Regions from separate parts of the Homo sapiens genome. Here all the other regions are linked to region 1. The links are chromatin loops, found by intact Hi-C in ENCODE. Cell type or tissue: endothelial cell of umbilical vein. All regions are shown on one strand. Region 1 has its middle 17 kb from the start of ABCB5. Region 2 overlaps LOC101927769 (a long non-coding RNA gene). Region 3 overlaps ABCB5 (ATP binding cassette subfamily B member 5). Region 4 has its middle 77 kb from the start of ABCB5. Region 5 overlaps MACC1 (MET transcriptional regulator MACC1). Region 6 has its middle 110 kb from the start of ITGB8-AS1. Region 7 overlaps TMEM196 (transmembrane protein 196).

What was found. A loop is a pair of places that touch in the nucleus more often than their neighbours do. Peaks named below come from ENCODE experiments on the same cell type or tissue, not always from the same donor. Only the 100,000 strongest peaks of a DNase experiment are listed, where the experiment ranks them.
Region 2: it touches region 1 in a loop (10-fold over the local background); 20 of 110 quality-filtered maps call a loop at or near these places.
Region 3: it touches region 1 in a loop (7-fold over the local background); 4 of 110 quality-filtered maps call a loop at or near these places.
Region 4: it touches region 1 in a loop (5-fold over the local background); 7 of 110 quality-filtered maps call a loop at or near these places.
Region 5: it touches region 1 in a loop (14-fold over the local background); 47 of 110 quality-filtered maps call a loop at or near these places.
Region 6: a loop joins it to region 1, with 5 times the contacts of the local background. A loop is called at or near these places in 3 of 110 quality-filtered maps.
Region 7: it touches region 1 in a loop (10-fold over the local background); 79 of 110 quality-filtered maps call a loop at or near these places.

What each region holds. Positions count from the first base shown.
Region 1 is chr7:20,596,365-20,600,364 of GRCh38, reverse strand. No RefSeq gene overlaps it. Among named protein-coding and RNA genes, the nearest start is that of ABCB5, 17 kb to the left of the region's middle. In endothelial cell of umbilical vein, a CTCF peak has its summit at 1,612 (motif pointing right); DNase peaks (open chromatin) are centred at 1,424, 1,664 and 3,484; H3K4me3 peaks cover 168 bases; H3K27ac peaks cover 2,361 bases.
Region 2 is chr7:20,309,394-20,313,393 of GRCh38, reverse strand. LOC101927769 (a long non-coding RNA gene) reads right to left here. Exons shown (of 5, transcript NR_110117.1): 5 at 1,682-2,359. Among named protein-coding and RNA genes, the nearest start is that of ITGB8, 20 kb to the left of the region's middle. In endothelial cell of umbilical vein, a CTCF peak has its summit at 1,768; DNase peaks (open chromatin) are centred at 643 and 1,763.
Region 3 is chr7:20,646,235-20,650,234 of GRCh38, reverse strand. ABCB5 (ATP binding cassette subfamily B member 5) reads right to left here. Exons shown (of 28, transcript NM_001163941.2): 10 at 2,587-2,700; 11 at 2,157-2,267; 12 at 88-213. Among named protein-coding and RNA genes, the nearest start is that of ABCB5, 33 kb to the right of the region's middle. In endothelial cell of umbilical vein, a CTCF peak has its summit at 1,852 (motif pointing right); a DNase peak (open chromatin) is centred at 1,874.
Region 4 is chr7:20,537,020-20,541,019 of GRCh38, reverse strand. No RefSeq gene overlaps it. Among named protein-coding and RNA genes, the nearest start is that of ABCB5, 77 kb to the left of the region's middle. In endothelial cell of umbilical vein, no CTCF peak of the experiment used is centred here; no DNase peak of the experiment used is centred here.
Region 5 is chr7:20,156,056-20,160,055 of GRCh38, reverse strand. MACC1 (MET transcriptional regulator MACC1) reads left to right here. Exons shown (of 7, transcript NM_182762.4): 5 at 1-1,852. Among named protein-coding and RNA genes, the nearest start is that of MACC1-AS1, 16 kb to the right of the region's middle. RefSeq lists a silencer at 1,085-1,244. In endothelial cell of umbilical vein, no CTCF peak of the experiment used is centred here; no DNase peak of the experiment used is centred here.
Region 6 is chr7:20,439,398-20,443,397 of GRCh38, reverse strand. No RefSeq gene overlaps it. Among named protein-coding and RNA genes, the nearest start is that of ITGB8-AS1, 110 kb to the right of the region's middle. In endothelial cell of umbilical vein, a CTCF peak has its summit at 2,491 (motif pointing right); DNase peaks (open chromatin) are centred at 287 and 1,317; H3K27ac peaks cover 1,256 bases.
Region 7 is chr7:19,745,969-19,749,968 of GRCh38, reverse strand. All of the region lies in intron 1 of TMEM196 (transmembrane protein 196), which reads left to right. The region is part of intron 1 of LOC107986774 (a long non-coding RNA gene); the gene reads right to left. Among named protein-coding and RNA genes, the nearest start is that of TMEM196, 26 kb to the left of the region's middle. In endothelial cell of umbilical vein, a CTCF peak has its summit at 2,028 (motif pointing left); no DNase peak of the experiment used is centred here.

The sequences.
Region 1 (4,000 bases):
GTGAGAATTAGAGGCAGGTTTCCTGTCCATCTTTCCCCCACCCTCCTGTGGTTTCTGTTACAATACTGAGAAGGAGAGGAAGAAGGTTGAATTTGTCTTAAGTGGGGAGAGGATTATTTGCTCCCACATCAGAGCTGAAACTGGGAGAAGGTGTGTTTTTTATCTACTCACTTAGAATTTAGAATGGAGATCTCAAATTTCTTCCAGCCCAGGAATTCTATTATTCTGTATTCCCAAAGTAACATCACTGTCCATTTTTGCTACCTATACCAGTCCTATTTGTGGAGTTATGTAATTGAAGCCTGTCTTTGGCATTAATCTGTGGGATTGGCTGTGAAATAAACCATTGTATATAATAATACTTAATATAAGAAAAATGTTTGCTACATTCCAAATAATAAGCAAAAAAGTAAACTTTTGAAACAAGCTCTTCCTTTACCTTAGGTTCAGGTAAAGCTTAGAAGGCCAAGATGATGTTTTCTAAGGAAACATTTTATAAGGGTGATTGTGGATTCCCGTGCTGCCCACAGGGAGGCCACACAAATCAGGACTTCACAATATTTTCTTGCGATAATTTGTTTACATATTTATTCCTAGGCCTGTTTTCTCCCTCCACAAAGCCAGGTTCCTTGAGTTAAAAGGGTTACTTTTTCAACTGCTATATATAACAATAATTATAGTCTGCTCCAGTTCTTCTACACCCTTCATTATTATTCAGATTTTGAGGTCTATGGCAGATTAGAATTCCTGGGTCATTTTCAGAGATTTGAGATATTTTCCTCAACCTCATTATTTTCCAGCATAAACATCTGAAATCAGAAGCAACGAGGTAATTTAAATGAAGATCAGAATGAGTTATTGACAATTTCAGATAAAAAAACAGGTTTTTGGTTTTAAAAAATATCAAATTGGAAAGAGGAGGACAATTATTTCCAGTAAAATGTAAAACCATAGGAATAGCTATTATTTATGGGCTACCTACTCCAGGCCGAAATCTTACTATATAGGATTGTATCGAATCCTCCCCAAAGCTGCCCGGTAGGCTGTATATATGTCGCCTTCAATGTTTGGGATGCGAAGATGGCGCCCCAGAGACGTCAGTCTGTCATAACGATCACGTGACTTTATGGGAAGACCTGGCATCCGATCCCAAGTCCCTCAGAAGCCAAAGCCCACAGACTTCCTCTACGCCACACTGACTTTCTCTCATTTGGCTTTCAAGTGCGTTTCTACTCTGGTTATCATATTTATCATCTCAAGTTTCCTACTCAATTACATACTTTCTTTCCAAAATAAATATTTATCCACATAAACCTCTATCTTCACAGGAAGCAGAAAGTTGAAAATCGCATAATCTCCATGAAAATTTCTGGTGATCTTCCTACGGGAAAGGGAAGTTGCGGTTTGCAAGGAGCACAGGCAGGGACCTCTTACCAGTAGTTTGTGGGTCGTTGGACCACAGGAGGATGGGGGAAGCATTTGGGCAGCCAGAACACATAAATCCATATTTGAAATACCTTCATAAGCAGTGTAGTTGGTGGGAATAACTTGGGTTCATTAATTATTCTGTAATATTCTCTTTCTGAATGCCTTGTCCGATTATTAAAGTCAGAAGAAGCTATGCAACCTGTCAGCCACTAGATGTCATTGTTGCTCATGAAATAGAATGGCTCATTCTACAGTGTTTATGTGTAGATCCTTGAATGACTGCTGTCCTCTTCCCTGAAGTTTACCCTTCAACTAAGAGCTATGAGTAATATAGAACATGTGGCTTCTGATAAGAAAAAACTTGTGTCCTTGATAGAAGCACGATAAACCTATCTAAACAGTTACAGAATATCACAAGAGTGTGCATTCATTTATGACCACTTACAAATATGAAGAACAGAGGTAACAAGAGCTCTCAGATCCAGAGAGAGAAATAAATGTAAACTGCACTGGCTGTGGAAGCTTCTAGAGATGTGGGACTCAGGTGCTGTTCTAATGGATGATTAAGACTAGGGTAGGAAGAAAGCAAGATCATTTCAAGAAGGAGGCATGCCATGAGCATTTGTGTGATGGTGGGAAAAAATACTCAATTTGGGTGAAGTAGAAGATTCATTCTGGGAAGAGTAGAGCTGCTGGTGAGGGTGACAGATGGTATAGGAACAGAAAAAACAGAGGAGTGCTTGAATTTACCTTCCATCCTGAATTTGCCTCTGAAAGTTTCTGAGGAGAGTGATGTGATGCAAATTGCACTTTAGGAAGATGAAGTGTCAGCGGTGTATAGATCCAGGAGAAAGGAAGAGTCGTATTAGGGAGAACACATACACTACAGAAAGTGGACAGCCGCTACAGTGTCCAGGTAACAAACTATAGCAGAAGACCAGTAAGGTGAACACAAAAAAATGACTGGGCTACCCTGACATGGCTATCTCTCGTTGAGGAAGACATGCTCCTGAATGGAAGGAATTAAAATATCTGGAGACTTAAACCTTGTGAATGGCCCTTCATTGTTCTCAGGACAAGGGCCCCCCAGGTCATCTAGGGCCACAGGTCCAAGCATCCTGGTGCTATGCCATTTTCTTCTTTCAGTTCCCTGAACTCATCACGCGCCTCCTGCTTCAGGCTCTCGCCTGAGTTGTTCTCTGTCTCCATCCCCTCTTCCTCCCCCTTTTCTCCCCTTACTTGTCTCTCTGTGTGCATCAGTTTCTTTACAATACACTCTCATAGAACCAGGAGCTTCTGCATCACAGCATTTATCCCTTTTCATTTATATTTCATACTTATGTAATTGCGTAACATCTGTCACTCCTTCTAGAATGTAAATTCTGTGGTAAAAGGGCTTATGTCCTCATATGCTCTCCATCATGTCTATTCTCATCACTGTGGGAGACAGAGAAGAATCAATTGCTTCTCTGTTGGGTCTCTGATGAGCCCACAGAGGGGAGAGGCGGTGACTAAGAAGCTGAGGATTTAGAATTAATGACTGTAGAAGAGATGGTTCTAATCATTTTAGTGTCCCTCCAAGTTGCCAGGGTGTAGCAACTTTACAGTTCATTGACATGACCTGCAGTATGGAGCCGTTTGCATTTTGGGCCTTGTAAGATGTAGCATTTTACAATCTGTTACAATTAAATGGCATGGAGCTATGATTGTTGGACGTGGAAATGAAGTAAAAGATTCAAGTCATTTTGAAGATATTTCCACAAATAATAAGGACCTTTACTGAAACGGCTCTGCAAAATCATTAGAAAGTTTTCGTCAAGATTTATTAACACTGCCTTTAGTAAAAGAGGTCCCTGTGGTGGCTGGGACAAATAGCTTGAAATGGTCTTTCAATTGCAAGAATACATTCAAGGCCTTCTGACACAATTTCTAGATTAGTCTTTGTTACAGAAAGTTTATGAATGGTTATTTGCCATGTGGCCAAGAAAACACAACAAGCATTTTGTGCAGTGATGACAGTATTTCCTGTGCTTAGCCTACTGTATGGATAACTCATGCTGATGCCTGGCATATGACTTAAATTCTTTTCTTGGCTTTTAGCTAGTAACCCCCTCTTAGTAAGCAATGAGTCAATCAATGATCTCATGCAGCTAATAGTGTGATTATATCGAGAAAGACACAGTAGCTATGGAAAGTGGCTCTATTTGCTTTTTATATTGTTCTTTTATGTTTAGAGTTATACTATATTGTATATTTGAAAAATGATCACAGCCATATTTCCAGGTCTACATGCTTTTCCAAAACACTGCTATGCCCTCTCGGGATTGAAGGCTTTTCTCTTATCCTTGAAATTGGGTGCATTTTGCAGCTGTTTCAACAAATTGAATATGGTGGAAGTGATACTGCCTAACTTACAAGGCTAAGTCAAAAATGTGTTATGAATGTATTGTACATTTCAAAATAGTTAGAAATGAGGACCTCAAATGTTCTCAGTGCATAGAAATGATAAATGCTTGTGGGATGGATATCCTAAATACCCTGACTTAATCATTACACATTTTATTTGTGTAAC
Region 2 (4,000 bases), 290 kb after region 1:
GGTTAAAGTAAAATAAGCTCTTTTGCTTTTAATAGATACACTTCCATTATTTATAAAATTAGTTTTGTGGACTATTTCATTTGCAGAAGATACTATATAATAAGTGTTTCTCGATGTACAAATTGGTCATTCTATTAAGATATTTTCTTTAAAACTTAAAAAAACTGAATTAAAAGCTTGGGTGTGATTTAAAATCTTATTTGGAAAACTATGTCAGCTTTTCAAAGTTATGTCAGCAGATGCTAACAAGCTGGGAAGGAACAGCAGAACCACAGGGTCATCTGATCCACCAAGGCCTCACTCCAAAATGCATCACAAATGTGATCACTTGTTTTTGCCTCCACTGCTACCACCTTGTCCATGTCACCATCACCATCATCTCTCCCATCTGTATTTCTGTGATAGACTTCTATCTCCCTTTTCTCTTGGCTGCCTCTAATTCCTTCTTCATGCAGCCAACAGATCAATTTACTTCCTTTTTTAACCTGCTATCATGGCTTTCCATTCTCTTTCAAATAAAACCCCAAATCCTTACCATAGCTTTCAAGGCCTTGCATGATTTGGTTTCTGCTTACTTCTCTAATCCCATCCATGACACTCCCCTTGGCTCACTCTGCTTTAGTTCCCTTGGCCCTCTGTTAGTATTTGTCCTTTGCGTACACAATTTCCTCCACCTCTTCCTCTCTATTCTTGGCAGAGCCGGCTGTTTATTCTTCAGGTCCCAGTTTAAAAACTGTCTCCTAGGAGAGGCCTTTCTTGACTTACCTACCTATTGTTGGTCTGTGTCTCCCCAGAATTATTCCCTATAATGGTATGGTATTCAGTTCCTTTGTAGCCAGTATCTTTATATGTTTTACCTATTTTTTTGTTCATTTTCTGTTGCCTTCACAAGATCGATGAAGGGAAAGACCAGTCTGCTTTACTGAACACTGATAATGATGGGTGCCTGGCACATAGTAGGTGCCTAGTAAATATTTTTTGAATTAATAAAATCATGAATGGCGTTCTATAGATAAATCAAGGATAAGTACATGGACTATATATTGGAAAGTGCATGTGCTAATGCAACTTGTCTATATGTTTAACAAGAATTTGAGTGATTCATAGATGCTCTATCCATATGAGCTTTGAAATGAGAAGTTTGTAGAGTTCATAACTAATTTTCCCTATGATATCATAAATCCATTCTCCAAGGTTGACTTTGTCAGAGTCCAAGTAAGGCGTTGAAGATATTTAGCTTGATTCAATCAAGTGCTTTTTAGGAGGAGAATAAAGGGAGTGATAATAAGATACGGAGCAAGAATCATTAATTATAGTATCTCATTTACTCTCAAGCGTAATGAAGAAGTTATATCTGTTAATGTTCTTGATGGAATTTGAGGAGTTTTCTATTACATTACACTCAACAGTGGTTCAGTAAATGTGAGTTTAGTTAAATTTCTTTCATTACGGGCCTTAGGTGTGGGGGGTGATACATAATAAGAACACACTATTTCTTAAACGCATAAAAATTTTCTGACCATTTAAAAGAACCTTGTTTAAACTGGTTTTCTTTGTGTGTGTTGTGTTGAATGAATTGAAAAGTAGATATAATTATATATGCTGTTAATTTAACTACATAAAGGTGAAAAAACAAACTTGAAAAAGTCTTTTTACCCTGTACTTATGCAGAAACATGTGATGACAAGACAACAATTTTATTATAAAAGGAATGCATAGTAGGTCTCATGTAAAATAAAACAAGAAATAAACCTTTAGGTGGCGGCCAAGAGCTATCATTATGAATTCCTTAGCCTGTTTTTATGAGAATTTATGCTCTTGTTTGAAAGTTGTCATGTAAAATGGGCTATTTAAACCACAATAATTCAGTGCAAAGCAAACATAAGGACAAAATTAGGCCTAAGAAGGAACTAGATTTGAATGTTAATATCATCAAATAATTAATCAAATTTTAATTTTGATTTGATTTGACAGTTGGTGTCTTGATTATGATTAGTAGTTAGAGACCCAGTTCTGGGAAGATAATGGTATTGATATGGAGTTACAGGATTAATTATTCTTAGCACTTAAGTAATTGTTTTAATCTTCACATAAATCATCTTTAAACAAAATGGTAGCTTTTTAAGAACTCAAAGAGTGTTATAAAGATGTCAAAACTGTCCAGATGCTTATTGTACAATTGAAAGCTCCATTCAAAGTTGACACAGGCCCCAGAAGAAAGGTCAGTTATCTAACTCACTTTTGCAACATCTGGCAGAAACTATGACTTGTTGGAGTACCAGTGTGTTCTTCTTCTCCTTTTTTACTGCTCTCCGAAATGAAAGTTTATGATTGTATCTGCCATGTGCCCCTTTCAGTTCTAGAAAAAAAGAAAAGGATAAAATGTTTTTTAAAAGGCATTATGATTTTGTGATGACATGCACTCGTTTCAACTCCTTGTTTGTTCTTTTAATCAGTATGCATTAATCTACTCAAAAAGTTTTAGACATCACTATTAGATATTGTTTTAGAGTAATATTTATGTAAAAATTTTCTCATTAACCATTAATTCTGTTTGCATTTAGATTCATGATACACTTTTTGATAAGGCTTTTTGGCAATATAGACTACATTTGGTAGTTGCTTCTAATTAGTCAGGACTTTTTGATGAAGTGTTTCTAGCTCAATTCTTGTCACCTTAAGTAGTACACATTTAGCAATGGCTGTATACACACCCAGCATCATAGAGAAGCGAAAACAAAGTAAACGACAACCTCAGTACACAAGGAGTTGACAATCTCTCTAGATGCAGCAAGAGAACAGGAACAAATTAAAATAATTCATTAAAAACCACACATTGGTGTTGAGTAATAAAAAAGAAGAAAAGAGAAAGTGTGGGTTGATAGTAATAAAGAAAACCTCCATAGAGAAGATGAATAAACTAGTGAAGTTTCCCAATACACTAATGGGAAAGTAAAGATTGTAATTCTTAAGAAACTCTAGTTCCGTTATTTAATGTCAATATTCCAAAATTATACTTTCACAAAATAGATGCCAGAGTAGCATGAAACAGCTCCTTTTCTAAATATTTTCCACTACATTAATCAATGAAGATGGTGACATCCTTTCTCAAAAAAAAGCCTACTTAGCATGTTGCTGGATTACATAGCAAGCTGCCCACAGAATTATCCAGAAATTATTTCTGTCCTCTAGTAATTTACAATACAAAATTGTCTAGGAAGAAAATTAAGCTAAAAACTTAGAAGGTTGTATCTACGGAATTATGTGATAGAAATGTAATATTTTCTATGTCGCCTTGAATGGTTTTAAAGCGATATTCCCAAGGCCAGGGATCAGGAGAGCCATCTCTAATCTTGACTCTTAGGGTATATATATGGTGATAAAATTGTGGTAAGGAGTCATGATTTCTGTGGGGGCATTTTCCTTCTCTATGAAACCAAAGAGGAGAACCAGAAGATCTCTAAGTGTCCCCTCAACCCTAAAATGTTACATTTTATACATTTACAGAGTAAAGCAATACTTCATTCGACATTATCAAAGCAGAAATTTTTTTTCCATCTGATGAGCAAACTCATGGCATAGTTTCAGTGGGAATTGCAAAATGAATCCCACTATATATGAAGCCCCACACATAGGTTGAGAAGGGCTCCCTGGCAGTGCTCAACCTACATGATTGTGTGTGTTGGCTCTATAATCATAGCAATAAAAAAAAGAAGACACAGATAGTTTCTCTCAACTAAAATTTTGTATAATAGTGGTTAGTTTTTAAGTCAACTACACAGTCCCCCAGAAAACCTGGAGTCTTTAATCAAGGTAAAAACTTTTAAATGCAAAATCAGTAACCTAAGAAAAACTCAAAGAACTGATTTTCTTGTAGGTAAAATTTACCAAATCTGTTAAGTGCTATGAAACCAGTATATATTATGGTGTGTCAGTGTTGTTTTCATAAACTTACAAGACCTAAAACTTACAAACAATTCTAAAATAGTAGGTGAGTGTG
Region 3 (4,000 bases), 50 kb before region 1:
AAAATGAAAAGTTACAGAGCTGCCAGCCCTGCGGTGTTTCCAGATTCCATTAGGTGGACTGTGCATGGTTTTGCTAGCTGCACTTACAAAGCCATCATCCGGATCATATAACCTCTGCAGAAGCTGGACTACCGTACTCTTCCCACTGCCATTGAGACCGACCAAGGCGACTGTCTCTCCAGACTTAATTCTGAGATTCAGACCTTTCAGAATCTATTGGAATGTATGGAGGGAAAATCATAAAACCACAATAAGAAGATGATGGACACATTTTCAGAAAATGAGTACATAATTATAACCAAAAACAAATTCTTCTAAAAACAAATTTAGATCTTGTTATGTTTGTTTCATGTACATGTGTAGTAATAGCCTGAATAATTTCAGAAAATAGTAGTAAAAGAATCTATCATTATCTCTCTATGTAAAGAGAACTAAATTAAGAGTACTTCAGAATATTAACTAGTAAACTGTTCACATTTTCAACTAAAATATTTTATATGAATTTTGACTATCAAGTTAATGAAAGTCTTAATTTGTAACAAGTAAATGAGATCTTGCCAGATATTTTCACAAGCTATTTAATGAAGCTCCTCCTTAGGACATACTAACATAATTGCAAAGCATATTCTAAAGGAAAACAGCTGGCAAAGTTTCTTAGTGGCTCCCGATAGATGAGAGTTTATCATTAGAAACCTTGGTGGGCTCATGGTGACCCATGAGGGAACACTTTAAACATTTTCTCAATGACTGGGGTTGCTACAGCATTTAGTGTGCCAGGGACCTGCAATGTGATTGAAGCCTCACAATAATTACCCTCTCGAAATGACAACAGTGATCCTGTTGAGAAATTCTCACCTATCTTTGCTTGCATCTGTATGTAGTTAGCCCTAAACAGGGGAATCTCCCTTTGAATTCTCTTGCTTTGATCTCACCATTTGTAAAGCAATGGACCCTTTGCATAAGCCAAACATAAAACCTTCAGAGGGCCAAGCCGAGAAAAGTTCTCTGAAGGAGGTGAGAAATCGGGGACCACCAGTAGGAGTACCTCTTCTCACACCTGCACTTTTACTCTAGATTTGGTTTCTGGTCATTCCTTGAAAGAATTTATTTATTTAAAATAGGTGGACCCCCCCAAAATTTCATTCTTTAGTTTAACAAAAAGGGTTATGTTTCAAAAGTTCATTTTAAAAATAGTTGTTTAAAACCCAAAGAACACTTTCCCATGCAATATAATGGCACAATTGGTGCTGAAGTCCCTAGGAAGCCAATCCAAATACAGTTGCAAAATGTAGTTTGAAATACTGTACAGTTAAGAAAAATGGTGGAAGTCAATACTATACCAATAATGGTAATCGGTAATTAAGTAACAACTTTCAAAACTAAAGAGCTTTGAAAAGAGAATTTCGATCAAAGTTTTAATCAGAAAAAAAATAAGGAAGTAGGAGTAGGTAGGTCTTTATACAAATTCTGTAGCAGACATTAGAAATTGATCACACTAGTAATTTTATCTATTTCACTTAAAATCATGTCTTTTTCTATGAAGCCAGTGTTTTATTAGTAATCGCCTTGTGCAATCTTTAACAACAACTACTTTTTTGGTAAATACACTAATGAAGTGAAAGGGGGAAGACAATAAAAAAGACACACATTTTCACAAGAACTTGTCAAAGACTGAATGATGGAGTACGATAAACTGCGTGTGTGTGTGCGTGTGTGTAAAGGCGATAAAGTACTAGCCGCAATTGCTGCTGCAGTAAAAGCCCCAGGAAAGGAAGAAGGGAAAGGCACATGTGCATAATTCTCCTAGGTTAGAGAGGAGGGGGTTAAAATGAGTATGTTGAGTGGGGTAGCATCTAGGAACCACCAACAGGTGGCAGCGTCAACCCAAGACATTTAGGTGTGTTCCCAAACCCAGAGTAGAAGAATTTCACGGAGCTGAAAATGCTTTAGTCAGTTGAATATAGAAAGAATGCTGCAAAATATAACTAGTTGATCCAGAGTTATTTGTCCATTATTTATCTACCTCCTCAAGTCTCTAAGCAAAGTAGCCAAAATCTTGGAAAAAAGTGATCCTAAGTAATCATGTCAGAGAAGATCTTGGCCAGTAGAAGATAATATCAGAAAACTGCACAATTGCGTAATTTGTTTTAACCTACCTTGATAGATGGTCTTGATGGATAATTGAAAGAAACATTTTTAAATTCCACAGTTCCTTCTATGGATTCAGGTTTATATCCAGCTGTGGAAAAGTTATCTATACTGGGTTTCTTGGAAAAACAAAGGAAATGTTATAAATCTTCAAAGGAGTAAACTGACAGTCTCTACATTTTAAAAATAGTATAAGGATGGTTTTCTTCCATGACAGTTTCCTTTCTGCTTTAGAAGTGCATTGAGTTAGACATGAAGGTTTCAATACAACACAATCTCCTCTTAGAAAAGAATTAAAGGCAGTCTCTCTTTCCCATAAACAACTGGCCAACATTAAATTTGTCCATCCTATTGTTTTAGTGAAAATGAGGGTGTATGTTTTTTTGTCTCCTTCTTGCAGTAATGATAGTTATTCTTCAAAGCAATAAGAGGTCTTACCTTATCAATAACCTGGAAAATATGAAAGGCAGCTCCTCGGGCTATTGCGAAGGTTTCAAAGTGAGGGACTGCTGCTCCAATGCAATAACTGCTATGGATTACACTAAAGAAAACCTACAGGAACAAACAAAGTGATATTTATCTTTCTGCAGTTATATAAGAAAGACAATAGAATGTAATATATAATTATTGGTTTAGGCTCACAGAGAGATATTAGAGGAATTAGGTAAGAAAGAATGGAAGATATGACCAAATAAAAAAGAACACAGATTACACTTGATCTTAGCCAAAAGGCCGAGAAGCAATAGAAACACAGATTAATCCAAGTATCCTTGGCCTTTTCCTAATAAGGAACAACTTTTGATTATCTCATAGTCTTGTGGTTATCACATGCTGGGATGTGTGACCAGAAAAATCTGCTAACTGAAGTGTGCTGACCATGTATAAACCCCATGGTGAGTTGCACTCCCCTCCTTGTTGGGTGACCCCTTGAACTTTAAAAAGAAAAATTCAGTAGATTTTATTGGCTCAGAGACATTGTACTGTTTTCACTCAAACCGTTTTTGAATTTTTGTATTAGGGGACAGCTGTCCATTTTAAGACAGACTCATCTCTGCAAAAAGTCAAATAAGAAAAGAATCCCTCAAGCTAGGAGCTCTTACTCCTATCATATAGATGAGGATGCTTAGGCTTAGTAAGCCAGATACCCAGCCACACATAAATTGAGGAGCAAGGATGAGTGAAAAATCGTTCATGCTCACATTTCACTTTATATGAAATAAATGAATAGCTAAAAGTCTTAATTATGAATGCCTCAAATTCAAAAGATGAATTTAATGGAAAGAAGAGAAATCTGTAAGAATGGAAAGGCCAAACAAGGATCAAAGTATAAAGAGCAGATCATTTTGGTTCCTCAAGACAAATGTTTCTTAATCCTGAACTGATCTGTTTATTGTAACTTAAGAGGATAACTGAATAAATTATTATTTAACACATAACCCATAAGAATTTAAAAGTCTCCAAACTGTGATACTGGACAGAGCTATATGTAGTCTGTTTTTTAAATTACTACATGCTGAAAGGACAGAGGAAGAGGAGGTGAGTGTAAACTCTACAGACCATTTCCAGAGAGAAGACATTTAGCAAGGTGAATGCAGAACTCCGTCTGATCTCAGCCCAGATGAAAGGAAAAGTCTCACAAGAGAATGGCCTTTTTCACTGCTAGATTAACAAAACTCAGTGTATTTCCCAGTGGGGAATTCAATTATGATTCTTCCAAAAGCGGAATGCAGATGCTTGACACAGCGAGGACACTAAAACATGCTGGATGAATAAATGCTGTCAATTCATAACTATAATTTAAAGGTGTATACAGATAATTTGAGGGAAACAAATATTTGTTTAATAAAAACAT
Region 4 (4,000 bases), 59 kb after region 1:
TGTTCACTCTGATGATAGTGTTTTTTGCTGCGCAGAAGCTCTTTAGTTTAATTAGATCCCATTTGTCAATTTTTGCTTTTGTTCCCATTGCTTTTGATGTTTTCATCATGAAATCTTTGGCCGTGCCTATGTCCTGAATGATACTGCCTAGCTTTTCTTCTAGGGTTTTTATAGTTTTGGGTTTTACATTTAAGTCTTTAATCCATCTTGAGTTAGTTTTTGTATAAGGTGTAAGGAAAAGGTCCAGTTTCAATTTTCTGCATATGGCTAGCCAGTTTTCCCAGAACCATCTATTAAATAGGGAATCCTTTCCCCATTGCTTTTTTTTGGTCAGGTTTGTCGAAGATCAGATGGTTGTAGATGTGCGGTCTTATTTCTGAGGTGTCTATTATGTTCAATTGGTCTATGTGTCTGTTTTTGTACCAGTACCTTGCTGTTTTGGTTACTGTAGCCTTGTAGTATTGTTTGAAGTTGGGTAGTGTGATGGTTCCAGCTTTGTTCTTTTTGCTTAGGACTGTCTTGGCTATATGGGCTCTTTTTTGCTTCCACAGGAATTCTAAAGTTGTTTTTTTTAATTCTGTGAAGAATGTCAATGGTAGTTTAGTGGGAATGGCATTGAATCTATAAATTACTTTAAGCATATGGACAGTTTCATGATATTGATTCTTCCTATCCATGAGCATAGAATGTTTTTCTATTTGTTTGTGTCCTTTCTTATTTCTTTGAACAATGATTTGTAGTTCTTGAAGAGGTCTTTCACTTCCCTTGTTAGCTATATTCCTAGGTATTTTATTCTCTTTGTAGCAATTGTGAATGCGCAGTCATTCATGATTTGGCTCTCTGCTTGTCTGTTGTTGGTATATAGGAATGCTTGTGATTTTTGCACATTGATTTTGTATCCTGAGACTTTTCTGAAGTTGCTTATCAACTTAAGTTTTTGGGCTGAGATGATGGGGTTTTCTAGATACAGGATTATATCACCTGCAAACAGAGACAGTTTTACTTCCTCTCTTACTATTTGAATACCCTTTATTTCTTTCTCTTGCCTGATTGCCCTGGCCAGGACTTCCAATACTATGTTGAATAGGAATGGTGAGAGAGGACATTCTTGTCTTGTGCCTGTTTTCAAAGGGAATGCTTCCAGCTTTTGCCCATTCAGTATGATACTGATTGTGAGTTTGTCATAATTGGCTCTTATTATTTTGAGGTATGTTCCATCAATACCTAGTTTATTGGGAGTTTTTTATATGAAGGGATGATTAATTTTATTGGAGGCCTTTTCTGCATCTATTGAGATAACCATGTGGTTTTTGTCTTTAATTACGTGATGAATTATGTTTATTAATTATTTAAAAATTATTTAAAATAGCATTGTTGGCTGACTCAGGTAGCTGCTGCTATTTTTGATGGTTTTTCATATCTTGTTTAAAATTGAAACCCCTGTAGTGTGGTATGTGTTTGGGGGTGGGGTAGATTCACAGTTTAATACATATTTATGTTGTAATTCAGAAATACCATATATTCTCCAATTAGGTTCTCTTTCATTTCCTGGCTTGCTGAACTATTGGAGACTTGAGCATTGTTGAGCTTCACTTCCTCGTAAACACCTCTGCCACCTAGTGGACTACTTGAAATCACTTAGGTTGACTCTCTGGGTGTGTTTACGCACCAGTATGTAAAGGGTTCAAATGTTACAGGGAGCGAACTAGGAAGTATAACTGGAGATGACTGTGAAACCTGGATTTATGTGTCGCCTCATGCTAAGATGAATTGAGTGGTTAGCCTGTACTTAGGTAAAATGTATTTTGTCTCCTGAGGTCTCCACACTCACAGGGATAGGCTTCCGCACTCTTTTTTTTTTTAATTATTATTTTATTATTATTGTACTTTAAGTTTTAGGGTACATGTGCACAACGTGCAGGTTAGTTACATATGTATACATGTGCCATGCTGGTGTGCCGCACCCATTAACTCGTCATTTAGCGTTAGGTATATCTCCTAATGCTATCCCTCCCCCCTCCCCCCACCCCACAACAGTCCCCAGAGTGTGATGTTCCCCTTCCTGTGTCCATGTGTTCTCATTGTTCAATTCCCATCTATGAGTGAGAACATGCAGTGTTTGGTTTTTTGTCCTTGCGATAGTTTACTGAGAATGATGATTTCCAATTTCATCCATGTCCCTACAAAGGACATGAACTCATCATTTTTTATGGCTGCGTAGTATTCCATGGTATATATGTGCCACATTTTCTTCATTCAGTCTATCATTGTTGGACATTTGGGTTGGTTCCAAGTCTTTGCTATTGTGAATAGTGCCGCAATAAACATACGTGTGCATGTGTCTTTATAGCAGCATGATTTATAGTCCTTTGGGTATATACCCAGTAATGGGATGGCTGGGTCAAATGGTATTTCTAGTTCTAGATCCCTGAGGAATCGCCACACTGACTTCCACAATGGTTGAACTAGTTTACAGTCCCACCAACAGTGTAAAAGTGTTCCTATTTCTCCACATCCTCTCCAGCACCTGTTGTTTCCTGACTTTTTAATGATCGCCATTCTAACTGGTGTGAGATGGTATCTCATTGTGGTTTTGATTTGCATTTCTCTGATGACCAGTGATGATGAGCATTTTTTCATGTGTCTTTTGGCTGAATAAATGTCTTCTTTTGAGAAGTGTCTGTTCATATCCTTGGCCCACTTGTTGATGGGGTTGTTTGTTTTTTTCTTGTAAATTTGTTTGAGTTCTTTGTAGATTCTGGATATTAGCCCTTTGTCAGATGAGTAGGTTGTGAAAATGTTCTCCCATTTTGTAGGTTGCCTGTTCACTCTGATGGTAGTTTCTTTTGCTGTGCAGAAGCTCTTTAGTTTAATTAGATCCCGTTTGTCAATTTTGGCTTTTGTTGCCATTGCTTTTGGTGTTTTAGACATGAAGTCCTTGCCCATGCCTATGTCTTGAATGGTAATGCCTAGGTTTTCTTCTAGGGTTTTTATGGTTTTAGGTCTAACGTTCATGTCTTTAATCCATCTTGAATTAATTTTTGTATAAGGTGTAAGGAAGGGATCCAGTTTCAGCTTTCTATATATGGCTAGCCAGTTTTCCCAACACCATTTATTAAATAGGGAATCCTTTCCCCATTGCTTGTTTTTCTCAGGTTTGTCAAAGATCAGATAGTTGTAGATATGCGGCGTTATTTCTGAGGGCTCTCTTCTGTTCCATTGATCTATACCTCTGTTTTGGTACCAGTACCATGCTTTTTTGATTACTGTAGCCTTGTAGTATAGTTTGAAGTCAGGTAGCATGATGCCTCCAGCTTTGTTCTTTTGGCTTAGGATTGACTTGGCGATGCGGGCTCTTTTTTGGTTTCATATGAACTTTAAAGCAGTTTTTTCCAATTCTCTTTTTTTTTTTTTTTTTTTGAGACGGAGTCTCGCTCTGTCGCCCAGGCTGGAGTGCAGTGGCAGGATCTCGGCTCACTGCAAGGTCCGCCTCCCGGGTTCACGCCATTCTCCTGCCTCAGCCTCCCAAGTAGCTGGGACTACAGGCGCCCGCCACTACGCCCAGCTAATTTTTTGTATTTTTAGTAGAGACGGGGTTTCACCGTTTTAGCCAGGATGGTCTCGATCTCCTGACCTCGTGATCCGCCCGCCTCGGCCTCCCAAAGTGCTGGGATTACAGGCGTGAGCCACCGCGCCCGGCCAGTTTTTTCCAATTCTGTGAAGAAAGTCATTGGTAGCTTGATGGGGATGGCATTGAATCTATAAATTACCTTGGGCAGTATGGCCATTTTCACGATATTGATTCTTCCTACCCATGAGCATGGAATGTTCTTCCATTTATTTGTATCCTCTTTTATTTCATTGAGCAGTGGTTTGTAGTTCTCCTTGAAGAGGTCCTTCACGCACTCTAAGTAGCTGTTTTGGTTAGCGCTATTAAGATGAGCTGCAAGGTTCATCTCATAAGAGGTGCAAGGAAAGACCCTTAGGACCAGGATTAAGG
Region 5 (4,000 bases), 440 kb after region 1:
TTTCTGTAGAGAAATAGAAAATGGAAATTCTTTTGATTCCTCCGGTGATGAACTTGATGTGCATCAGTTACTTAGGCAGACTTCCTCAAGAAATTCTGGAAGATCTAAAAGTGTTTCAGAACTTCTGGACATTTTAGACGACACAGCACATGCCCATCAGAGTATACATAACTCTGACCAGATCCTACTACACGACTTAGAGTGGCTTAAAAATGATCGGGAGGCTTATAAAATGGCTTGGTTAAGTCAACGCCAGCTGGCCCGCTCCTGCCTTGATTTGAATACAATTAGTCAGAGCCCTGGATGGGCCCAGACACAACTTGCGGAGGTCACCATAGCTTGCAAAGTAAACCATCAAGGAGGGTCAGTACAATTACCTGAATCAGACATCACTGTTCATGTGCCCCAAGGTCATGTGGCTGTGGGAGAATTCCAAGAGGTGTCTCTAAGGGCTTTCCTTGATCCGCCACACATGCTTAACCATGATCTTTCGTGCACTGTGAGCCCGTTGTTGGAAATCATGTTAGGCAACCTCAATACAATGGAAGCCCTTTTGCTGGAGATGAAAATTGGGGCTGAAGTAAGAAAGGATCCTTTCAGCCAAGTCATGACAGAAATGGTGTGTTTACACAGCTTGGGTAAAGAAGGCCCTTTTAAAGTTTTAAGCAACTGCTACATTTATAAAGACACCATCCAAGTCAAGCTAATCGACTTGAGTCAGGTAATGTATCTAGTGGTTGCTGCACAAGCTAAAGCTCTTCCGTCACCAGCTGCCACCATTTGGGATTATATCCACAAAACCACCTCAATTGGAATTTATGGACCCAAATATATCCATCCCAGTTTTACTGTTGTTTTAACAGTTTGTGGACACAATTATATGCCAGGACAGCTTACAATTTCTGATATTAAGAAGGGTGGAAAAAACATATCTCCAGTTGTGTTTCAGCTCTGGGGGAAGCAGTCATTTTTACTTGACAAGCCACAAGATTTAAGTATTTCTATTTTTTCCTGTGATCCTGATTTTGAAGTAAAGACAGAAGGAGAAAGGAAAGAAATTAAACAAAAGCAGTTGGAAGCAGGTGAAGTAGTTCATCAACAATTTTTATTTTCTTTAGTTGAGCACAGAGAGATGCACTTGTTTGATTTTTGTGTTCAAGTGGAGCCTCCCAATGGTGAACCAGTTGCACAGTTCTCTATCACTACTCCTGATCCAACCCCAAACCTAAAAAGACTCTCGAATCTGCCAGGCTATTTGCAGAAGAAGGAGGAAATCAAGTCTGCTCCTTTATCACCAAAAATTCTTGTTAAATATCCTACATTTCAAGATAAAACATTGAACTTTAGCAACTATGGGGTAACCCTGAAGGCAGTGCTAAGACAAAGCAAGATTGATTACTTCCTTGAATATTTCAAAGGGGACACAATAGCTCTCCTCGGGGAAGGTAAGGTAAAAGCTATTGGTCAGTCCAAAGTGAAAGAATGGTATGTAGGAGTCCTCAGAGGTAAGATTGGACTTGTACACTGCAAAAATGTCAAGGTGATTTCAAAGGAGCAAGTAATGTTTATGTCAGATAGTGTCTTTACAACCAGAAATCTTCTTGAACAGATTGTCCTGCCTTTAAAAAAATTGACTTATATCTACTCAGTTGTATTAACCTTGGTGTCAGAAAAAGTTTATGATTGGAAAGTTTTAGCTGATGTCCTGGGTTACTCACATCTGTCCCTGGAAGATTTTGATCAAATTCAAGCAGACAAAGAATCAGAGAAAGTTTCTTATGTTATAAAGAAGTTAAAGGAAGATTGCCACACAGAGAGAAATACAAGGAAGTTTCTGTATGAACTTATTGTGGTGAGTATTGCTTGATCATGGTAATGAATTGCCATCGAGAATTGTATTAACTTGACAATATTTATAACTGAACATGTGAGAGGAGAAATGTTTAAAAATTCAACAGTCTTAAATACATTAAAGACACTTTATAGCAAATATAGTTTTTCCTACATGATCATAAAACTGGTTTCTTAAACTTGAGATTCAACTGTGATTTCCCCAAAAACCAGGATCATCTTTTAAAAGAAAATAAAAAGTTCTGTTTGTGCTGGGCTTAACAGTTCAGATACAACTTCTCTTCCTGTCTCAAATATTTAGACAACTCTTAAGATACCAGAGAGGCTCCATAACATGAAAGCAAACTAAAGAGAACTAACTTGGCCATTGTTAGGGATCTACTTTTCAGTGTGTGTGGGATTTTTTTCTTTCTTTCTTTTTTTTTTTTTTTTTTTTTTGAGACAAAGTCTCGGTCTGTTGCCCAGGCTGGAGTGCAGTGGCACGATCACAGCTCACTGCAGTTTCAACCTCCAGGGCTCAGCTGCCCAAGTAACTCAGACTGCAGGCATGTGCCGCCATGCCTGGGTATTTTTTTTTTTTTTTTAAGGGATGAGTGTCTCACTATGTTTCCCAAGATGCTCTTGAACTCCTGGCCTCAAGCAATCTTCCCACCTTTGCCTCCCAAAGTGCTGAAATTACAGCCATGAGCCACCACACCTGGCTGTTTCTTTTTTTTAATGTATTACCAATATCCTTTAGCAATTTAATATTCTTATGTATACAATGCATTACAGCCTAAACAATAATATTAGTAATTCTCATCTTAATCCTCATGTTTTAATAGGACTCCCAGTGCCAAATTCTTTAGTGTAGTATTCAACCCAGTGGAAGGCTCAGTGTAGAATTACAAAGTACTTTTTACCTTTAAAGTAGAAATTCAATATTTTATAAAAATAAAAAAAATCAAGATCATATTTCTAAAAATGGTTAAAACATGAGTGTAAAAATAAAAATGATTGTTAATGCTTCTCTAGTGCTTATTTAGCCATTAACAACTCTATGGGGTAAGTATAGCTAGTATCTTCATCTTATAGGTCGAAGAAACCAAGTCTTAAAAAGTTAGACAATTTGCCCACGTCCTACAGTTGCCTATTCTTATAGATGGGATTTGAATATTTTTTGGTTTCAAAATCATGCGTAAAGCCACTATGCCTTCATGAAACAAAGTAATGTGTGTGTGTATAAAAATGTTTGTATAAGTACTGTGTATGTGTAGGTATTTGTATTAAATATTATAATTGTGAAAGGCTGGTGCTCTGTAGAAGGTAAATAAAATTATATAGGCAGGTTCATGCAAAGGAGCAAAGTTTTAATCAAGATGCAAAAGAAGTAGAAAATATTTGGAGAACAAATTTAATCTGTGGCATTAACAATGATTCATATAATAAATAAATATATATAACATTATCTCTCTTTCAATATTTTTGATGATTCTACAGTGATACTTAGAGAAGTTGAAATTCAAAAGCTCCTATATCCAGTTGCTAAGTTGATAGATTTTTTATGGTGTGCTGCATTCTTACCTACCCTGGGACATTCAGAACTATTGGAGACTGAATGTTAGAAGCTGCTCTACCTGGTGGAAGCTGCGTGTGCATTTTGTAATAGCTCATTAACTCTCATAGCTCATATTTAACATTCACCTGCAAAGGTTTGAATTGGAAAATTAATTTCTTTTGTTTTTTTAGTGGCCTAAAAATGTTGTAATGGCCAAAGGTCATTAATGATGGTCTGAAAGTTCAAGCCTGATCATACCTGTATATTTTGGGGTATGATAATTACCAGAGTGCCTCAAGCGGCTAATTAGAAAATCTAGTAGAGACTCCATTCAAGCGGGGAGCTTCCAAGCTTTAGTGGAGGTTTCAGGATTTCTGTATGAAGAGGCTCAGGCCTGGTTCTCTGACTGGCAGGTGATGGAGCATGGGGTATAGAGTTGTCTCTTGAAACTTTATTTGCATAGTAAATATACATTTTTCTAGGATTGTATATTGATTTGGTGTGGCAGGGAGCGACCCGATAAGCTGAAAAAGACTGTGGGATCCAAACCCTTCAGTCATCTCTTGACATTGAGACTGGCTGTCCTTATATACTTGACACTCTCTAAAGCAC
Region 6 (4,000 bases), 160 kb after region 1:
ATATCCTCCTTTTATTTTTCCTGGAATATAAGAAACCCAGCTAAAGAAGCTCAGATAGTTCCCTTGACCCCCTTCATGGGTGGGAAATGGAGTGGTTCATTTCACTCAGCCCAATCGCTGGCCACTCCTCGTGGGAGGGAGTGTGTGGATGAGTGAGTGTGGGAACCGGAGTGAATGAACACTGAAACTGGCTGGTCACTCTTCTATGGAGGGAGCAGGCTCTGTGTGGGCCCTGCCGCAGCGTCCAAGTGTTTTACAACCAATGCTCTTTCATCTCTGCCGTCTGGGGATGGCCAAGTGCCAACCAGCTCAGTGGAGGGTCAGGAAGGCAGCCCCTGCCCTCTTGGCACCCGAGTTCTTGTCTGGTGTCCAGGAAGAATCAGGTCACATGAACTGTTTGAAAGCTGATGAATGTGGCCAGGCACGGTGGCTCATGCCTGTAATTTCAGCACTTTGGGAGGCCAAGATGGGTGGATCACAAGGTCGGGAGTTCAAGACCAGCCTGGCCAAGATACAAAAATTAGCTGGGCGCAGTGGCAGATGCCTGTAATCCTAGCTACTCAGGAGGCTGAGGCAGGAGAATCACTTGAACCTGGGGGGCGGAAGTTGCAATGAGCCAAGATCGAGCCTCTGCACTCCAGCCTGGGGGACAGAGTAAGACTCCGTCTCAAAAAAAAAAACAAAACAAAACAAAACAAAAAAAAAACAAAGTTGATGAATGTGGAACACTTTATTGAGTGGCACTTTATTGGGTGGCTCTTGGCAGAAAGTAAGGTGGGAAAGGGAATGGGAAGGTGATCTTTCCCTGAAGCCTGGCCCCTCTCTGATGCTGCACCATCTGAAGTTAGCCACGTCTATCCATAGTCTCTGATGCTTAATTGCTTCTCTGCTCACTGCTCAGCCACTTGTATCCTCGACACTCAGTCACTTGAGTTGCTCTGCCTGCTGAAGTCTTTTATGGACACAGGATAGGGGTGGGGCAGGCCAAAAAGGCAATATTTGGGCAGAAAAACAGGGTCAGCTGTTTTCATTTAGGGCTGTGGTTCCAGGCTTAAGAGTGGGGTTTAGCTAGGAGCCCAGACGTTCTGTATCATTTCCCTTCTCTGAAGAGGCACATCTAACTGCCCTTAGAATATGGACAATGACAAGTCTTAGCTACTTCCTGCTGAAAGGGGGTGTTGTTTGGGGAAAATGACAGCCACATTCCTCCCAGAGGTCTACCCAAGGATCCCCAGCAAAAGAAAGCCATCATCTGAGGCTCCAGCTGCCTGCCTCTTTGGAGTTTGATGGCCTCCAGGCAAGAGAAATAAACAAGTTTTACAAGGTGACGTGTGCGTGGGTCAAATATGTGTATTATGCAGGGGAAGAATTGAGTGCCAAAGATTACAGAAATAAGAAGCAAAACATACTAATCATTCTGAAAACAATATTGTGCCTCGCGGTATAGAACAGAACAAAGGTAGGAACAGCAAGTGTAGGCAAGACTATAAAGAGGATATCCATGGAAGGTTTATTATTAACACTTATCTTTTGAGATTTTTAGCTTGAGGTCTCCGATCTCTTCACATTGGTACTTTGGGTGCTCTTCTGGGTTGACGGGTAATCCCGTCAGCTTCTCAGGCCTTTATTTGGGTATAGTGAATCCAAGAATCTACTTTAGTGAACTTTACTGCCATAGGAGTAGAAAGTGCAGTGTAAGGTCCCTCCCAGTCTACGCCAGAGAGGGAGAAAAGGAAAAAGTGTTTTCATCAGTACCAGGTCCCCTGGGTTGAACAGAGGTGGCCCTAGTTCATGCGACTGGGCCTCCAACAGTTGTTTCAATTCCTGTTGGAAGTGAGCCAAAGAGGTTATAATGTTTAATTAAGTCGGAGTTCTCTTGGTCTAGCAAGAGATCATTGGTGAGAAACAGCTGTCCATACATCATCTCAAAGGGACTCAAACCTAGCTTTGAAAGGGTGGTGAAGATAGCTTGCCGCCCATTCTGAAAGACAGGGAATGGGGGGTCCTTCAATTCCCTTCCTTCTTTCAGCAATAACCCAGGGTATGAGGGAGAGAGAAAGCAGGCATCTCCTTTCTCTTCTGTCTTTGTATCCCCAAGTCCCAGCAACCTTGGCGGGTGCCACCCGTGCGTGCCAATGTGGCTTGCACCCATGAATCAGGGAGGGCCTAGAGAATAGGAATTATCCACACTCACCTATGCCTCTACCTCCCCTACTATTGACAACCTTCGAGTCCCTGGGCCTCATTTATGCCTTGGAGCCTGACCTCCTTCCATGAAGCAGTGGTTTAATCGGCAGGAATTAGTCCCACCCACTTACACTGTGTCTTTTGCCTGGCTTTGGAGCCCTCAGATCTGGTTTTCCTTTCTAGGGCTTCAATCTGAAGGTTGGAATCTAGTTTGAGACAAAAAGTTATTTCAGGAGCTGCGCGGATTCATTTAGATTAAGTCCTAGATGGGTCTTGCCAAATTTGCAGTTCTCAGCCAGCAGGGGTCGCTCCTCTGTTGCCTCCCAATCATAAGCAGAGTGCTGAGGTGGGAAGGGGATCCTCTCACTTGGAAAAGAAAAGAAAAGAAAAGAAAAGAAAAGAAAAGAAAAGAAAAGAAAAGAAAAGAAAAGAAAAGAAAAGAAAAAAAAAACAGCTTAAAGTGCATAAGGAAGGAGACCGGGGGAAAGACCTTCTTGCTCTATGGAAATGGGTTCCTTTAATCAGTGTATCCCTCACCTGATAAGGACCCCTCAGTCATGGGAGGAAAGGCTTCGCAGGCGCTGGTGTGCTAACATATCTGCAGTTTAACATTGTTAAAGAAGAGATAGGAGCAGTTTGAAGCCGTGAAAGAAGAAAAGATACAAAGATACCACAGCAAAGTCTGAGGGTCTTGGCCGATGCCTGTTAGGGTGGTCGGGGACAGAGTTCAGTCTTGGGACCTTCCAACAACACTGAGGAGTAGCCTCAGCCAGATTCCTTCGGTTCCTCAGCACCATATTCTGGTCCTAGTCAACAGCTAGACCTCTGTGAAGGGAAACAGAGCCACAAAACCAACGTTCCTTTCACCCAAAAGAGAGACATTTCCATATGAGCTCACTTGTCTGACATAACCTGGGTGAGCCAGCAGATGAGACGGGTTAGTTCCCTTGACCCCTTTGTGGGCAGCACCTGGAGTGGCTTATTCCACTCAGCCTGTCGCTGGCCACTCCTTGCGGGAGGGAGTGTGTGAGTGAGCAACTGTAGGAACCAGAGCGAACAAATGCTGGAACTGGCTGGTCACTCCTCTCTGGAGGGAGCAGGCTCTATGCGGGCACTGCAGCAGCAGCATCCAAGCGTCTTACAACCAATGCTCTTTCAGCTCTGCCATCCAGGGACAGCTAAGTGCCAATCAGCTCAGTAGAGGGTCAAGGGGGCAGCCCCTGCCCTCTAGACACCTGGGCTCTTGTCCAGCATCCAGGAAGAATCAGTCACACTCACTGTTGAAAGGTGATGAATGTGGAAGACATCATTGAGCAGTGGCTGGCTCTCAGTGGAAAGAGAGGCTGGAAAAGGGATGGGAAGGTAATCTTTCCCTGAAGCCTGGCTGTCTCTGGCCAGGCTCCTCTGCGAAGACACACTATCTGAGGTTAGCCATGCCTATCTGTAGTCTCCAACACTCAGTTGCTTCTCTGCTTGTCGCTCAGCCACTTGTATTACTCTGCTAGCTGAAGTCTTTAATGAGCACAGGATAGCGGCAGGTTGGGCCAAAAAGGCAATATTTGGGCGGAAAAACGGGATTAGCCGTTTTCACTTAGGGCTGCAGTTCCAGGCTTAAGGGTGAGGTTTGGCTGGAAGCCCAGCCCTTCTGTATCACTAGCCCCCTTTTATTTTTCCTGGAAGATAAGAAACCCAGCTAAAGAAGCTCAGATGGCTCATATGATCTACTTATTCACACATGCGGCCTAGGCTGTCTATTGGCATACCTGTTTGTCCAGATGCTCTTTTTATGTATATTGTACCATTATTTTATTGG
Region 7 (4,000 bases), 850 kb after region 1:
GCTGCCTTTGTTAATGGAAGACATTGATCCTAAACTGTGAAAACTTGTCAAGCAAGGAATGAGAGTAGTATAGTTATGCCAGACGAGTTATGATTGCAGGCAAGTTAAGATTGCATGACTCACTGACACTCTAATTTCCACTGCAGCGGGCTGAGCTTAGCCTCAATACGTAGGAGAATTGTTTGTGAGTGTTGTGTATTTGGAGGTACGAACTGTGAGTGAGGGAAATAAAGGAGACAACAAAAATAGATGAGAAAAATCTGGAGAAGTTGTTAATGAATACAAGGCTAACTTACAAAAGGCCTTGTTCTCTCCTTGCATTGAAAGAGATGATGGATATGTTCATTTGTTTCACTATGGTAACCATTTTATTATCTATATGTATCCCATAACATCATGTTCCATACATTTAAATATACACAAAAAAATTTATTTAAAAAAAAGAGCAGAACTTTCCAGGACATTTAGCATTGCTCTGGGTTATTACCAAGGGTTTGTGACATGCGCACAAAGCAAGATGAAGGTGTTTTCCCACTTGGATACTAATTTTGTGAATGCAAATCCCACCCACTTTATAGGTTACATGCTAAATGGATGGCTTTTGGGGAATCTGTGACTTAATTCAAATGAATCATTCACATAGTAGGAACTTAAGCCAAGAGAGGGAAATATTTTGATTGGCTCTCTCCGTATCACGTGTTATAAGTAGGTCTTCCTCCACTTCTAAGAAGGGTGGCTTCTCTTGGTTTATTTTTATCTTGTTCATATATTAACTCCTATAAATGTAAAAGCCATAGACCAATGGCCTAAATAAAGTGATCAGGACAAATTTCTGGAAATATTATACTTAGTATCCTATCATTTTTTACAAGTTTACTGTAGAAAATTGGAAAAATACAAAATAACAAAATGACATTAAAATTGCCAATAATCCTGCCACTCAGAGATAATCACTATTTACATTGATTCATAATAATTTTCTAGTTTAAGAATAAAATGTGCATAAAATGTTATATTCCAATATTTTATTAAATTGAAAATAGTCATATAAACATTTTATTGTGACCTAACATATGCTAAGAAAACATGATTTTAAGGAATAGTAATTTTTTATTCTAGTCTTCTGCTTTCAATTTCATATAATTATTTAAGGCAAATATTGTCTCTACCTCCTAAAAAACTTTCTGCCTTATCTCATTCTAGTAGACCACTCCAAATTTCCACTTGCCTTTTAGCTAAGCAAAATGTATCTTGATCACTATGAACTCATTTCTTTTACTTGTCTTTACGTTGGAGAGTTCAGCATTCTTAGAATTTTGATATTCCCTCCTGAAGTCTTTCTGTACATGTCTTCCCTTAGGCATAGTACTACCATCATCAGACGGAGCATGACACAGAGGAGGGTGGACATGTTTATGTCAGACGACTGGATTTGTGTCCTGCTTCTGCCATTTATGAGCTGTATACACTGCGTTTAAGCGGACAGAATCACTTAAATTTCTCTGAGCCTGTTTCTTGTTCTATAAAATGGACTGGTTGTGTGTATAGAGACAACACACTTAAAGTTCCTCGATTATTGTAAATGCATAGTAATAAGTTAATGCTCAATGATTATAATGTCTCTTCTAATTCTGGTTTGATAAGCTCTCATTCTTTCTAAGTTCTGTCATTACACTGTTTTTTTTTTTTTTTTTTTTTTTTTTTTGGACAGCCACAGTGAACATCTCTGAATCTATAAGGTTGAATGAAGGAAACCTTTATATTGTCATTATGTATAAACTTTGTTATAAAGGAAAACGCAAGGATTTTAACTTAGGAGATGCAGGATAGCATTGTAAGCAATGCCCCAGAAAATCATAATCATAATAAATAATAAATAAATATGCATGGGAGAGACCAGTGGAAATACATGTATTACATGGAAAAATTAATTAATTGAAGGAAGTAATCCTTTTTACAAATCACTCCCAGTTAGAGGTAACGATCAATATTTTAGTTGTTAATTAATTGGGAGCTACTGCCACCAAGTGGTAGGAAAGTACTTCTTCGGAGACTAGAATCCAATAACCTTTAGGGAGAAAAGCTCCCTCACCATACTGTGGACCCAAATGTATTCCATCCTATCCCATCGCATCACAATCACCCAAGATCTGATCTTCATTAAATAACCAGCAGCTGTCTTTGGTTTCTGTTACCACACTAACAAAATATTTTTCTGTCAAGAGACAAAACTGAAGTTTAGTTCTAATAGAGGAAAATAAAACAACCAAATACTGAGAGGGTTCAGGTAAAATCATAATTGAAAAATTCCAAATGAGGTTAGCCTCTAGAGTTAAAAAGGCTGAAGTTCAAACGCCAACTCTGCCACTTGCCTGCTGTATGACATGAAAAAAATGTATCTGAGGATCAGTTTTCTCAGCTGAAATATAGAGGTTCATTTAGATGATGTGTGCAAAATGTTTAGCCTAGAGGCTGTTACCTAGCAAGTGCTTGATAAACATTACTCCATTCCTTTTTATTATTGTAACTATAGATTGTGTTCCTCTTCCCTAAACCTAAATACATATTTAGTTCATTAAAATTATGACATATAATCAACTCAACTGTAAAGAGGTTTAACCTCAGAGAGTAAAAATCACCACAAACATAATAGGGATTTTCTTTTTTTTATTTTTATTTTTTATTTTTATTTTATTTTATTTATTTATTTTTTTGAGACGGAGTCTCGCTCTGTCGCCCAGGCTGGAGTGCAGTGGCGCGATCTCGGCTAACTGCAAGCTCCGCCTCCCGGGTTCACGCCATTCTCCTGCCTCAGCCTCCCAAGTAGCTGGGACTACAGGCGCCCGCCACTACGCCCGGCTAATTTTTTGTATTTTTAGTAGAGACGGGGTTTCACCGTTTTAGCCGGGATGGTCTCGATCTCCTGACCTCGTGATCCGCCCGCCTCGGCCTCCCAAAGTGCTGGGATTACAGGCGTGAGCCACCACGCCCGGCCGGGATTTTCTATGATTTACCTAATTCCAAAGAAAGAACTACAGTGTAAAAGACAGAAATGAAAAAATCTCATACGTTCTAAATCTAGATCAGGCAGTAATAATTCCTTCCTGCTGAGGTTCTGAGCAAGGCAATTAAGCCCCCTTGAACCTCGTCTAACTCAGGCAGTGCTATAAAATATACAAATCAATTAATTATTTTGGAAGGTGGCCCAAAATACAAAATTTGTATGTGGATGCCAATTATAATTTTATGCAATACAAACCATAAAGAGTTATCTGCTATGATCTTTAATCAAAAGAAAAGTAAAAATAGTGTGGTTGTCTCTTTGGTTATAGAAAGCTGTTATCTGGAATTCTGGATTCAGTAGCCTTAATTAACCAATTCATGCATATAGCTATGAGTTCAGTAATTTATATTCACAACAATAAATATCCCAGGACACTGAAATAGCCTAAATTGACTTGTTTTATCAAAGATGAATTACATAGTGCCACATATACGTCACTGAACTCCAATTCTTCGAAAATTGAGCATCTACATTTCTTTGAAAATTGAGCATCTAGCCACGTGGTAAATTACAATTAAAAAGAGAGTCGGTATATTTCATAGGATTCTACTTCAACTTCTTGCCAGATTTGTACCAGTCTTATCCTCTGTACTCCCACGTGGTACTCATTTACTGACTCCCTAAACATTTCCCGTTTAACGGACCTCATTTATGTTATGAGGAAACTTAAGCTATGTTGTGGACAGCTCTATTGATTAGAAATTATTTACTGATGATCGGTTAAAGTCTTCCTCTATATAACTCCTTTCCATTGTTCTTGGAGCTAGCATTTAGATTCAGAAATAATAGGTAACGTTTTAGACTACCCCAATTTCCCAGGTAGGTCAAAGAACAGAACTTTTAGTAGTATTAGCTTCAACCTATGAATGTGCATGTCCTGCAGCACAAAATGTAGTTCTTCTGTGTATCTCACCTTTCAGCAATCATGTATTTTTA